Linked DNA regions of Homo sapiens: region 2 is linked to region 1. Evidence: chromatin loops called from intact Hi-C (ENCODE). Cell type or tissue: dorsolateral prefrontal cortex. All regions are shown on one strand. Each heading gives the region's core, and the rest is flanking DNA. Links, peaks and the distances in the headings are about the cores only. Region 1 overlaps LOC105377161 (a long non-coding RNA gene). Region 2 overlaps RYBP (RING1 and YY1 binding protein).

The links. Hi-C counts contacts between places; a loop is a spot of excess contacts. Peaks named below come from ENCODE experiments on the same cell type or tissue, not always from the same donor. Only the 100,000 strongest peaks of a DNase experiment are listed, where the experiment ranks them.
Region 2: a loop joins it to region 1, with 8 times the contacts of the local background. A loop is called at or near these places in 2 of 110 quality-filtered maps.

What each region holds. Positions count from the first base shown.
Region 1 is chr3:72,658,075-72,663,451 of GRCh38, reverse strand. All of the region lies in intron 5 of LOC105377161 (a long non-coding RNA gene), which reads left to right. LOC105377162 (a long non-coding RNA gene) reads left to right here. Exons shown (of 2, transcript NR_135531.1): 2 at 1-156. Among named protein-coding and RNA genes, the nearest start is that of SHQ1, 190 kb to the left of the region's middle. In dorsolateral prefrontal cortex, for the core only: no CTCF peak of the experiment used is centred there; a DNase peak (open chromatin) is centred at 2,151; H3K27ac peaks cover 2,331 bases.
Region 2 is chr3:72,378,219-72,383,595 of GRCh38, reverse strand. RYBP (RING1 and YY1 binding protein) reads left to right here. Exons shown (of 4, transcript NM_012234.7): 2 at 4,169-4,345; 3 at 4,458-4,556; 4 at 4,959-5,377. The coding sequence ends at 5,211. Among named protein-coding and RNA genes, the nearest start is that of RYBP, 66 kb to the left of the region's middle. In dorsolateral prefrontal cortex, for the core only: no CTCF peak of the experiment used is centred there; no DNase peak of the experiment used is centred there; H3K4me3 peaks cover 2,422 bases; H3K27ac peaks cover 5,000 bases.

The DNA of each region.
Region 1 (5,377 bases), core at 249-5,248:
TCAGCAACAGGCGCTTGGCTTCACTATTAACCTGGACAAGGCCATTAACTCGCCTGTACTTAATTGGCTTGTTCTGTGACACACTGTTGCCCCAGAAACACCCATATGGGTGTACCCCACATTAAAGAAGCCCGCTCTATGAAAACCGAGACTTGTTGAAAAGATAAATGGGAGTTAATTATTTAATTAACCACAAAAGACTTTGCTCTGAAAAATGGGATTTCTGGATAGCTAGTTTCAAAATAATACTGAAAATTTTGATTCTGGGAGAAAGGGAGGATACAAAAATGTGTCAGTTCTTTTTTGGTCCATCTGGGAATGTTCTGGAATAGATTAGATTTCAAGAACTCTGTAATGATGCTTCAGAGGGAACTTGTGAAATCTGAATTGGGTTGGGGGTTGTTTATGGTGGATATATTTGGGGTGCCTGCCAAGGCCCTGTCCGACCTCTGAGAGTCTAGTCCCTCACCACCTAATGGAAGGAGGAGGTATGTCTAAGCCGTCATGTCTATGCCACCTAACTCCATCCCCCCATCTCCCACTACTGACTGTATCAAAAGTAAACTCCTCACCAGGAACCAATCCATAGGCCCAGTCTGTGAGCCAACCAACTTGTCTGTCAAATGTGTGAACTAAGAGACACATAACTACACTTAGATAGTGCTTGGCATTTGACCTGAAAGATCATGTACAGCCGGGTTGGGGCAGTGACTTTAATGCTGTGTACTGTCTCTTAGGAAGGCAGAGAGAAGGCATGCTAGTCTGTAAAGGGAAAAGGGGACTGAGTTGACATGCAGTGGCGGGCCTGGCTATCTTGATCTCCCGTTGCTGGGTGCCCACCGGATTGCCTACTATATACTTTGAATAAGCACGTCTGGAGCCCCAGTCAATGAGGATTTCAAACTGATCTCAACTTATCCACCTTGATCAGGAATAAGACCTTATTTTTATTCCACTCACTACTCTCAGTGGGTTCAGTGGTCTCAGCTGGTCACCTGTCCAAGAAGGCTTTTGTCCTGCCCATTGTTGTGGGGTGGGCATGATGGGGGGAGGGTGTTAGCCATGGGACATGTCACTGCAAACTGGATGATTATTGAGGTCTGGTGGTCCTTGCCAGACAAGAGAGATGATTTGGTTGTGACTGAAGAAATCCCAAGCTCCTTGGAGCAAACCTAGTGGAGCCTGTGATTTTCATTCTCCCACTGTGCTGCCCGGGAGTAAATGCAGTCCTTGCTTTATTTCCCTACGGAGTAACTGACTCGTTTCTTGCTGAGCAGGCTGGGGATAGCAGTTGGGGGAGAGAGGTTTTTAGGATGCAGCAGAGAAATTTGATGAGTACAGAAGTATGGTGTGAACCCACCATTAAATGCCCCAAATGTTACTCTACCCCATTATCTTAGGCGGTTCTATTCTTTGCAACCAAACGTGGCCTACAACACATCAACACAATAGTCTTCTATTGCTTTCCCTCCCTTCCCTCTTGAATTTCTATAGGTAGCAGAAATCCAATCTTACTACCCAGGAGTCCTGGGAATATCATATCCAAATTTACACTGCGGCCCAATCAAAATCCATCATGCCTAGGGGTTTAGCAATGGGGCTTTGTATATTCATAAGTCATTAGAGAAACAACCAACTTACATTCCACTATTATGAGAGTTTCTTATAAAAGGGGTTGGCTATCCCTTTGTCCCCTTCACCTAATCCCTTTCTCCTTTTTAATTCCACCTGGTTGAACCACCTCTATTTGCCAGGCATTTCCCCTTCAGTTAATAGTATCCATTGTGCAGGCTTTACTCATGTTTTCGATATGCCAGCCATTGTGCAAAATGATTTGCAGGTAGCACGCTGTTCAATTGTCACAGGCCCCTTCATTGCAGCTACTAATGACGATTCCCATTTTACAGATGGGGAAATTGAGAGGCTAAGTCATCCATCTGACTCCATAGCCTGAAATTTTTTGGCCACTCTGCTTTACTACTGCTCTGGCTTCCCTGGGTTTCCTTCTGCCATTTTCAGTAACTAGGGGAGAGAAGGTCCAGGTGTCCTGCCTGGCAGCAGGGCCCCCGGAACTTGGCTCTTTTCTGGCCTCCTTTCCAGCTAGCACAGCTGCCAATCTGGAACACAGCCCTTTCCAAGAAAGCCCAGGAGAGAAGCCAAATGTTGACTCACCTGCCAGACTCGGGGATGCTGCTGCCAAGATGCCTCAGGGCCTGTGCAGGAGGGCTGGCAGGGCTGGCCCATTGTGGGGCCTGGCAGGGGCAGCTTCAAAGGGCCAGGCCTTCTTTCCTGAGTGCTTCAGGTTCCAGAGGCTAAAGAGATCCAGATGGGTTCCTCCCCTCCTCCTTCTGCCCCATCCTTCAGCCCTGGAAGTTTCTGAAAGAGAATGTCTCCTCTACATCTCCCCTTGGGTGGCAGGCAAAATTCTAAGGAAGCACGCAAGACTTTCTGCCGTCTCACCCCACCCCACTGTGTGTACCCTGCTTAATCCCCAGACCTGTGAATATGCTGGATTTTGCTCCCATGATTAGGTGATGTCCTATGGCACACTTGATCCTAAGAAGGGGAGATTATTCAAGGAGGCCTGATCTAATCCTAGAGTTTTCTCTGACTGGTGGCAGAAGAGGAAGTGAGAAGTTGGAAGCAGGAGAAGAATTTGACCCAGGCTTTCTGGCTTGAAGTTGAAAGGAGTCCTGCAGTAAGGACTATGGGAAGCTTCTGGAAGCTAAGAGTGGCCCATAGCTGACAGCCACCAAGGGAACAGGGAGCTTGGGCCCACGCATGCAAGGAACAGAGTCTTCCAACACAGAGAATACATTTGCAATGAGATGCTTCCTCAGAGCGTTCACACAGGACCCTAGGCCAGCTACCACCTGATTTCAGCCTTCTGATAACCTGCCCAGAGAACTCAGTTGAGTCTACCTGGACTACTGACTTCCAGAACTATGAGCTAATACATGGGCATTGTTTTAGCTGCAAAGTGTGGGGTAATCTGTTATCCAGTCACAGAAAATGAGTGTACTTCAGATATGTAACAGGCATTTCAAACCCTACATGTCCAGCTATTCCCCACTTGAGTCTTCCCCAGGTGGTCAGTGGTAGCTTTATTCTTCTTGGCATAGGCCCCAAATCTTCAAGTCGGTCTTGCCTCCTCTCCTTCTTGTAACTCTTTGTTGAATTCATCAGCAAGTTCTTTTCACTCTCCCTTCATACTGTCTCCAGACTCTGACTACTCACCACCCCCGATGACCTGTTCCTTCTCTTTTCTGCCCTGACAGCACAGTAGTTCATTACTGAAATGGCCAAGTCCTTGCCCCTCCCTGGCAGGAGGCAAGGACACTCCTGGATGATGGTTGGCTGGCCTCCTCTTCAGCTTCTGTACCCAACCCATTGGGGTGGCTGATAAATTCAAACACAGACACAAAGCAGAGGGTGGCAGAAGAAGGGGGCTCCCATGTGGAGGCCTAATGGGGAGCAGCAGACATTTGAGTTCTGGCTACCCTTGGGCTTGGTAGGCTCACAGAGCCGGCTGCCTGGCATGTTTCCAGATATAACACAGTTGTCACCCAGGAGGAGTTCCCAAGCCTCCTTCAGAATCAATTATGTTCAGGAGTCATGCTGTGGAATACTTTCTGGGGATCAGGATTTTATTTATTGTTCAAGGTTTTGAGCCAAGAGTGAAAAATTGTTGTTGATGATGATGGGGGAATTCCCAGGAGGCCCAGAAGAACTCACAGGCAACCAGCCTCCTGGAGTCACTAAGATGAATGGCTGTCAAGTCAGCCAGAGTGCGAGGCCAGCTTGTCCTTCCTCGATGGCTTTTCTGGGCTCTCAGTCTCTTCAGTGAGGATCAGAGAAGATACATTTTCTTGTTTGGTCAAACCTTTAGCACAGTACTGGGCGTACGGTAAGTTCTCATCAGATGGTGGTGGTTATGACTGATATATTGACTGTAATTTACTTCTAAACATAAAGCATATTTCATACACCATGTCTCTGTGCACATGTATGCATGGGGTGTGTGTGTATGTGTTAGCTTTCATCTACATTGTAGGGGCTGTTAACATTCGAAAGATCACAACCCCACACTCCAGAGGAAGGTACCATAAGTGCTTCAATTATCTGTCCTAGCTCAGCATCCATGGGTGTGTTAATTAGCATAATGGATTTCTAAAATGGTTTTTCATTGATGAAAAGAATGGCGTTCAAGAATGGTAGATGGCTGGAAATGTTTCATAGTGCGTTTGCCTTGCCTGAAGACATTATAAATAAGTCTAGCCAGACCAGTTGCTTATTCTTTTAGAAAGGCTCCAGCCTTGGAAGTCCAAACAGTCCTATGTCTATATATTAAAGGGTTGATTTGATCACCTGCCTGACTAGGCTAGATACTGCGCTGACAATAGTGTCACGTGTGCCTTGACTACACTTTTTGTGAAAGAGGCTGTCGAAGTGTCTAAAGTGAGAGGGCTGACATGTCCCCGGGTTAACAGAATGGGTGGTGTGGCTGTTTATGTGCCTGCTTGCTGGCCTTGAAACCAGTTAGCAAAATGTGGAATTTGGTCTGAGACAGACTGTCTTTGTAACATACTATCTGATTAGGTGATCGGGGGAGGTAGCTTGTAGCCTTCATGGACTTCTTACCTATTGCAGGAAGCCATCATGATCAAACACCTAGTAGTTTGAATAGCCAAATTGCTTAGGCTAGTTTGCAACAACTACTTTAAAATAAGTAAGATAATTACAACTGGAACGAGGAATAACTGGTTTCCTTTAGCTTAGAAAAGACATGTTACAACAAGAAGTCAGGAAAGTATGAGTATAAACCTCTGTATAGCATGTCCTGGGGTGAGTTCTGGTGCCATTTTAGATGATGGTCAATCTTGAAATGTGTGTGTGTGTGTGTAGACAAACAGATGAGCAGGTAGATGATAGGAGAAGAGGAAGGTGAATGGAGAATTACAATTCTATTTTTCTCTCAAGAAAAGAAACGCCATGGAACCTTCTAGAAGTGGTGTGGCTGAATGTGATAAGCTGGAGTTTGGACCTCAGACCAGGATTCGGATGCTGCCTCTCTTTCTTTCTAAGGGGCCTCAGGCTAGCTTCTTAAGTTCTCTGAGTCCACTTTGTCATCTACAAAATGGGTATTGGAATACTTCCCTTGAGTTGTGATTAAAGTAACTGGCCTTGAAACCACTTAGCAAAACGTCAGGCACAAAGTGAGCCTTCAATAAATAATTTCCTCCCGGAATATTTACAGAGCATTAGGACTCTGCACACAGTATCTGGGTTATAGTAGCAAATAAGGCATATAGATTCCTAGAGCTCACAAACTCACAGTGATGATGAACTTCATTAAGGAGACACACGAGGACCCCCT
Region 2 (5,377 bases), core at 239-5,238, 280 kb after region 1:
AAAATGGAGATGACAGTTCCTCCTTGAGGGGAGGTTGTGCTGACTCTGACTTCTTGATGTGCCTGTCCTGTGATAGCTTTGAAAAGGTTCTACCTGTCTCCCATGTTGGGTACATTTGTAAAGTTTAACCAACCTGGAGAGCCTGGCACAGCATCCCAGGAGTGGAATGTGGGAGTGTGCATAGCTCTCAATGGAAATTGGACTTTCTCATTCTTCCACTTGCCACGCAGCGAAGAGAGTATTAGCCCAGAAGTGGGGAGGGGACAGATTTCAAGAGCTGCCAGAACAGCTCTGATGGTGCAGTATCTTTATATGGGAGGGCTCAGCCTGGTCGCCCTTGTATTTTTCTTTTCCTTCGCCTTCCAAAAGGTGAATTTCCCTACCTCATCCCCTGCCCCCCAACTCTAGGAGTACTGTGGCATTTATTGGGAGAACTAGTTTGAAAAAGCAGTTATGCTAATTAAGATGATAAATGCTCACCTGTTGTTGAGGGGTTTGGGTGGGGAAGGGGGGCAAGTGATGGTTTAAGAGTTAGGTTGTCATTTAAGGACACATAGAAGACATTCAGAACACAGCAGCAGTTTTCAAACAACACAGGTAGTTTAGCAGATGCCCCATTTTTCTTGGTAATAACCAGATCCCAAATAGTCTTGCGGCCTTTTCATTTGTGAAGTTTTGGTTTGTTGACCAACAGAGGGAGAAACGCTTCACCGTACTAGTCAAACATTTTCTTAGGAGCAAGTGAGACATTCACCCAGTTGTGCTTATATGTTGCATTTTAGGAGGACTTATGGCTGAAATTTACCTTTTGTACATACAGACTTCATCCTGTAGATACCAGATTGTGTTGCATGCACTGAAGAATTCTGAGCGTGCATTTGCTGAACTGTTGAATGATAGCAGTGGCAGAACCATCCAGAGGGCACCTTACATGTTGTCTACAGTGTGCCAATAAATAGTCCTGGCAGACGGGCCGTGTTTTAGGGAATAAGTCATTTTGGATAAGCATGATCTCTGGGTAGTGGAGACCTGCTTCTTTTAGGCATACTATATTCATGCTATTAAGGGTAATTTGTGAGATGCGAGTAAATTTCCTTTTCTCTCTCTGTTCATCACTTGCTCTCTTTTCTCCTATACTGTCCAAACCAGGCACTGCTTTCGATCTCCGTGGTTCATTTAATCTCTTTTCTGATTTCTCATTTCCAAATTCTGCTCACGACCCCTACACTACCTCTGCCATATTGCCTGCCTCCCTGTGAAGGGAGAGGCCAACTGAGAGAACGTCCTCAGATTGTCATCTTTCTAGTAAAAATGTCACTTTATCTTTACCTAGCATCTCTCTTATGTCTCAGCAGAAAGTGTCCCCATTTCTTTCCCCAGGACTTCTGTTTGATTGTGTTCTTTCTCTCCCTTTGACCAGTGATTTAACCTCTCTGTCTTGCATGCCCTCTATCGTTCTCCCTTTTTGATTGTACAGCATCATCCAAGACCCTATTTCCTACAGAAATTCTTCTCAGTTTGCTTGGGTAATAAGCAGAGCAATCTCTTAATTCAGCACCACAGTTCTGAGGTAAGGAAGAGCTCCTGTGCTCTTCGTCTGACAACCTTCAGGCTCTTAATTCTTGCCGCCCTCATCCCACATAGCCTGCTCTCCTAAAAGTCACCAGCGACCTCGATTTCCAAAGCTTGGGCCCTTTTCTCAATTTGCATCCTACTTTGTCTTTCTCTGCAGTGTTCATTTATTCATCCAGTAGATAATTTTATTGAGTACCTAGCACTGCTTAATGCCACGATGACAAAGATGATTAAATGTGGTCTTTGCTGTGGAGTAGTACACAGTTGATTGACAGTTACAGTGTAATGTGTTAAGTGACAACTTTTATAGGTTGTCCTGGAGTAAGGTAGGCTCCTCCGTCTCAAGATTGGATGGGCCTGGTGATTAGGCTGAGATTTCTCTGGGGCCAAGCACGTGGCTTACCTTTGATTCTCTCTGTGTTTAGGATAGTCTTAAATTGGTGTTCAGCTGTCCTCTCTTGTTCTTGGATCAGATTTCTCTGGCGTAAAGTACCCATACTGGCTTAATTGAAACTCTTCATCAGGGTGTAGTTTCCCATAAAGTTTGAGTGGTTTATTCACATTATTAACTCTGGCTACATTATTTCATTTTAACACCTAAATATTGGTTAATGTATGGTAGTTTATTTTAGCACTAATTTAAACTGTTTGGTAATCCCTCTAGACATCTAATCTGTGGCCCCAGTGAGTGCATGTGCAATGTTTTGTAGCGGTCATTTTTTTTTAAGTATTAACACAATCATACTTCCTCTTTAAAAGGAGTAAAATGTGTTAGAATGGCTACTGCTGCTGTTAGAATCTGTGAAAAAGGGAAAGTCACCTTTCACCTAGGGGGTCCTGTGTGTTTCTTGGAAGAGAGGGGCCTAGAGTAAGTACATGCCCCTTCTCCAGGGTGCTTTCACATGTGTTTGAATCCATCCCTTGTCACTTGTGATCCAGGCTCAGGTAATACAAGGTTTCGTGGTATGCCATCCCATGACCAAAACTTGTATTGCTAGAGGCCACGACCAGTACTGAAACACTCAGAATATACCCAGTTCAATGCTCAGATTAACTTTGATACTGTCATGGCATAAGCATCTGTCCCTACCTCTCCTGCGTCACCTGTCAGCTGTATCATAGCCACTGCCCAAGAGGTGCTCCAGTAACCACACTTAGCTTAGGGAGCCAACATATCATGCACCTAGTGACTCTCATTTTGTTTCCTGGTAAAGAATAGCAACATTGGCCAGGTGCAGTGGCTCACACCATATTACCCCCAAGCACTTTGGGAGGCCGAGGCGGGTGGATCGGGAGTTCGAGACCAGCCTGGCCAACATGGTGAAACCCCGTCTTTACTAAAAATACAAAAATAGCCAGGTATGGTGGCAGGCGCCTGCAGTCCAACCAAGCTACTCAGGAGGCTGAATCAGGAGAATCGCTCAAACCTGGAAGGTGGAGGTTGTAGTGAGCCAAGATCGTGCCACTGCATTCCAGCCTGGGCAACAGAGTGAGACTGTCTCAAAACAAAAAAGAATAGCAGCATTAGGTAAGAATGCAGCAGCTTTGTTTTGGGTTTTGTTTTTAGATTTTTGTTTTCTAATCCTCCACCGCTGACTCTCCCATTGATGAGTCAGACTTGGTCTGTCCAGTTATTTTTCTCCAGTCCCTTTCTCCATCCTGGGGAATTGGAGAGGGAGCTATCGGTTCTGAAGGGGACTATTACATTGTGGCAGCCAGTTGTTTTACTTTGTTAATGAACCATTCGTATATTTGTTTTCCATCTTAAACTTGGAGAGTTTATTATATTGTAAATGTCTATCTAGATGGGAATGTCTTGGAGAGTTAATATTATTTAGAAATAAAGCATAGGCATTCCTGTCTCCCTTTCTCATTTAGGGCTGTGAATGGTCATGCATTGTGAAAGTGTTTGGCATCTCTTAGAATTTGTGAACAATAGTGCTAAGAGCCAGTGTCAGTTGGAGATTGGCACAGACATAATGGTTTATGGCACAATGAATGTGTCACTTGTGTATGATTTTTTTACAGTGACTTTCAGTCTTCACTCCCTTGGGAGCTAGTATGAGCCATAGTTACCTTTGTTGCTCTCTATGTGTTGTCTGTGCCAATCACAGAGCTGCAGGGGAACAGAACAAGTTGGAATAATTAGATTGAGGAGTGAATGTCACACTTCTAATTTCATTCTCTTTTCAAGGGATTACCAGTGTCCATTTAATAAAATGAGATTAACCCTCTGCAGCAGGAGTACTTGAAAGCTGTCAGTCAGTATAATCTTGACGGCTTGAAAGAAGTAGTGTTCTCAGCACTCTTAGAAACACTGTCATGTTTTATTGGCTCAAAAACTATTTTACTGCACAGGGATGTGTATGTTAGTGTTATCACATGTGAATGTATCATTTCCTTTGAAAAAGGAAAAGTTTAGTATCCATACTAAATAATCCATACAAAATAATGCAGAAATAACATGAACCTTATAATTTAGTTTTGAGTTGGCAGATATCAGTAATAAAATACCCAAGGAATGTGAGACCAGATAAAAATGTTTAAAAACTTTATAAAGCAAATAGTGATATATATTTTTTGAACATTTCAGAAAACCTCGGATCAATTCTCAGCTGGTGGCACAACAAGTGGCACAACAGTATGCCACCCCACCACCCCCTAAAAAGGAGAAGAAGGAGAAAGTTGAAAAGCAGGACAAAGAGAAACCTGAGAAAGACAAGGAAATTAGTCCTAGTGTTACCAAGAAAAATACCAACAAGAAAACCAAGTAAGTTTCTGGTTAACTAAGTACAGGATATTACTTTGCAAGTGAATTCAAGATATCTTCTAAATGCCTGTTTTTTTTGTTTGTTTGTTTGTTTTGTATCTCCCTCATTTAGACCAAAGTCTGACATTCTGAAAGATCCTCCTAGTGAAGCAAACAGCATACAGTCTGCAAATGCTACAACAAAGACCAGCGAAACAAATCACACCTCAAGGTACTTGGAAACTAGAATGACATACTAAATCACTGCTCTGATTTACTTAATCGTAATCATGAATCCAGGGTGGTTTTGTGCCTTGGGTTTGTAGGCTAAGAAGGTGAAGAGCTAAGTATGGGTGGGGCTGGTGACTTTTTCTCTTTTTTAAATACTGTGGCCAGAACAGGAAACAGATAATAGTAATTTTACATTGGTCCCAAGCTTTGCTATCCGTGCTTGTTGGATTATTGCTAAAACTGAGTAGCACACTCTGTAGTCGGCTTTGGCATGTGTGGTAGGCAGTTCGGATTCATTGCCACAGTGTCATGAAGTCTTGTGCGTATTGATGATATTCTGCCAGAAGCTGTTTTTGATCCATAACTTACTTAATTGGCTCTTCCCCTGTGGTGTTGCTTCTAGGCCCCGGCTGAAAAACGTGGACAGGAGCACTGCACAGCAGTTGGCAGTAACTGTGGGCAACGTCACCGTCATTATCACAGACTTTAAGGAAAAGACTCGCTCCTCATCGACATCCTCATCCACAGTGACCTCCAGTGCAGGGTCAGAACAGCAGAACCAGAGCAGCTCGGGGTCAGAGAGCACAGACAAGGGCTCCTCCCGTTCCTCCACGCCAAAGGGCGACATGTCAGCAGTCAATGATGAATCTTTCTGAAATTGCACATGGAATTGTGAAAACTATGAATCAGGGTATGAAATTCAAAACCTCCACCTGCCCATGCTGCTTGCATCCCTGGAGAATCTTCTGTGGACATCGACCTCTTAGTGATGCTGCCAGGATAATTTCTGCTTGCCATGGGCATCTGGCCACCAAGGAATTT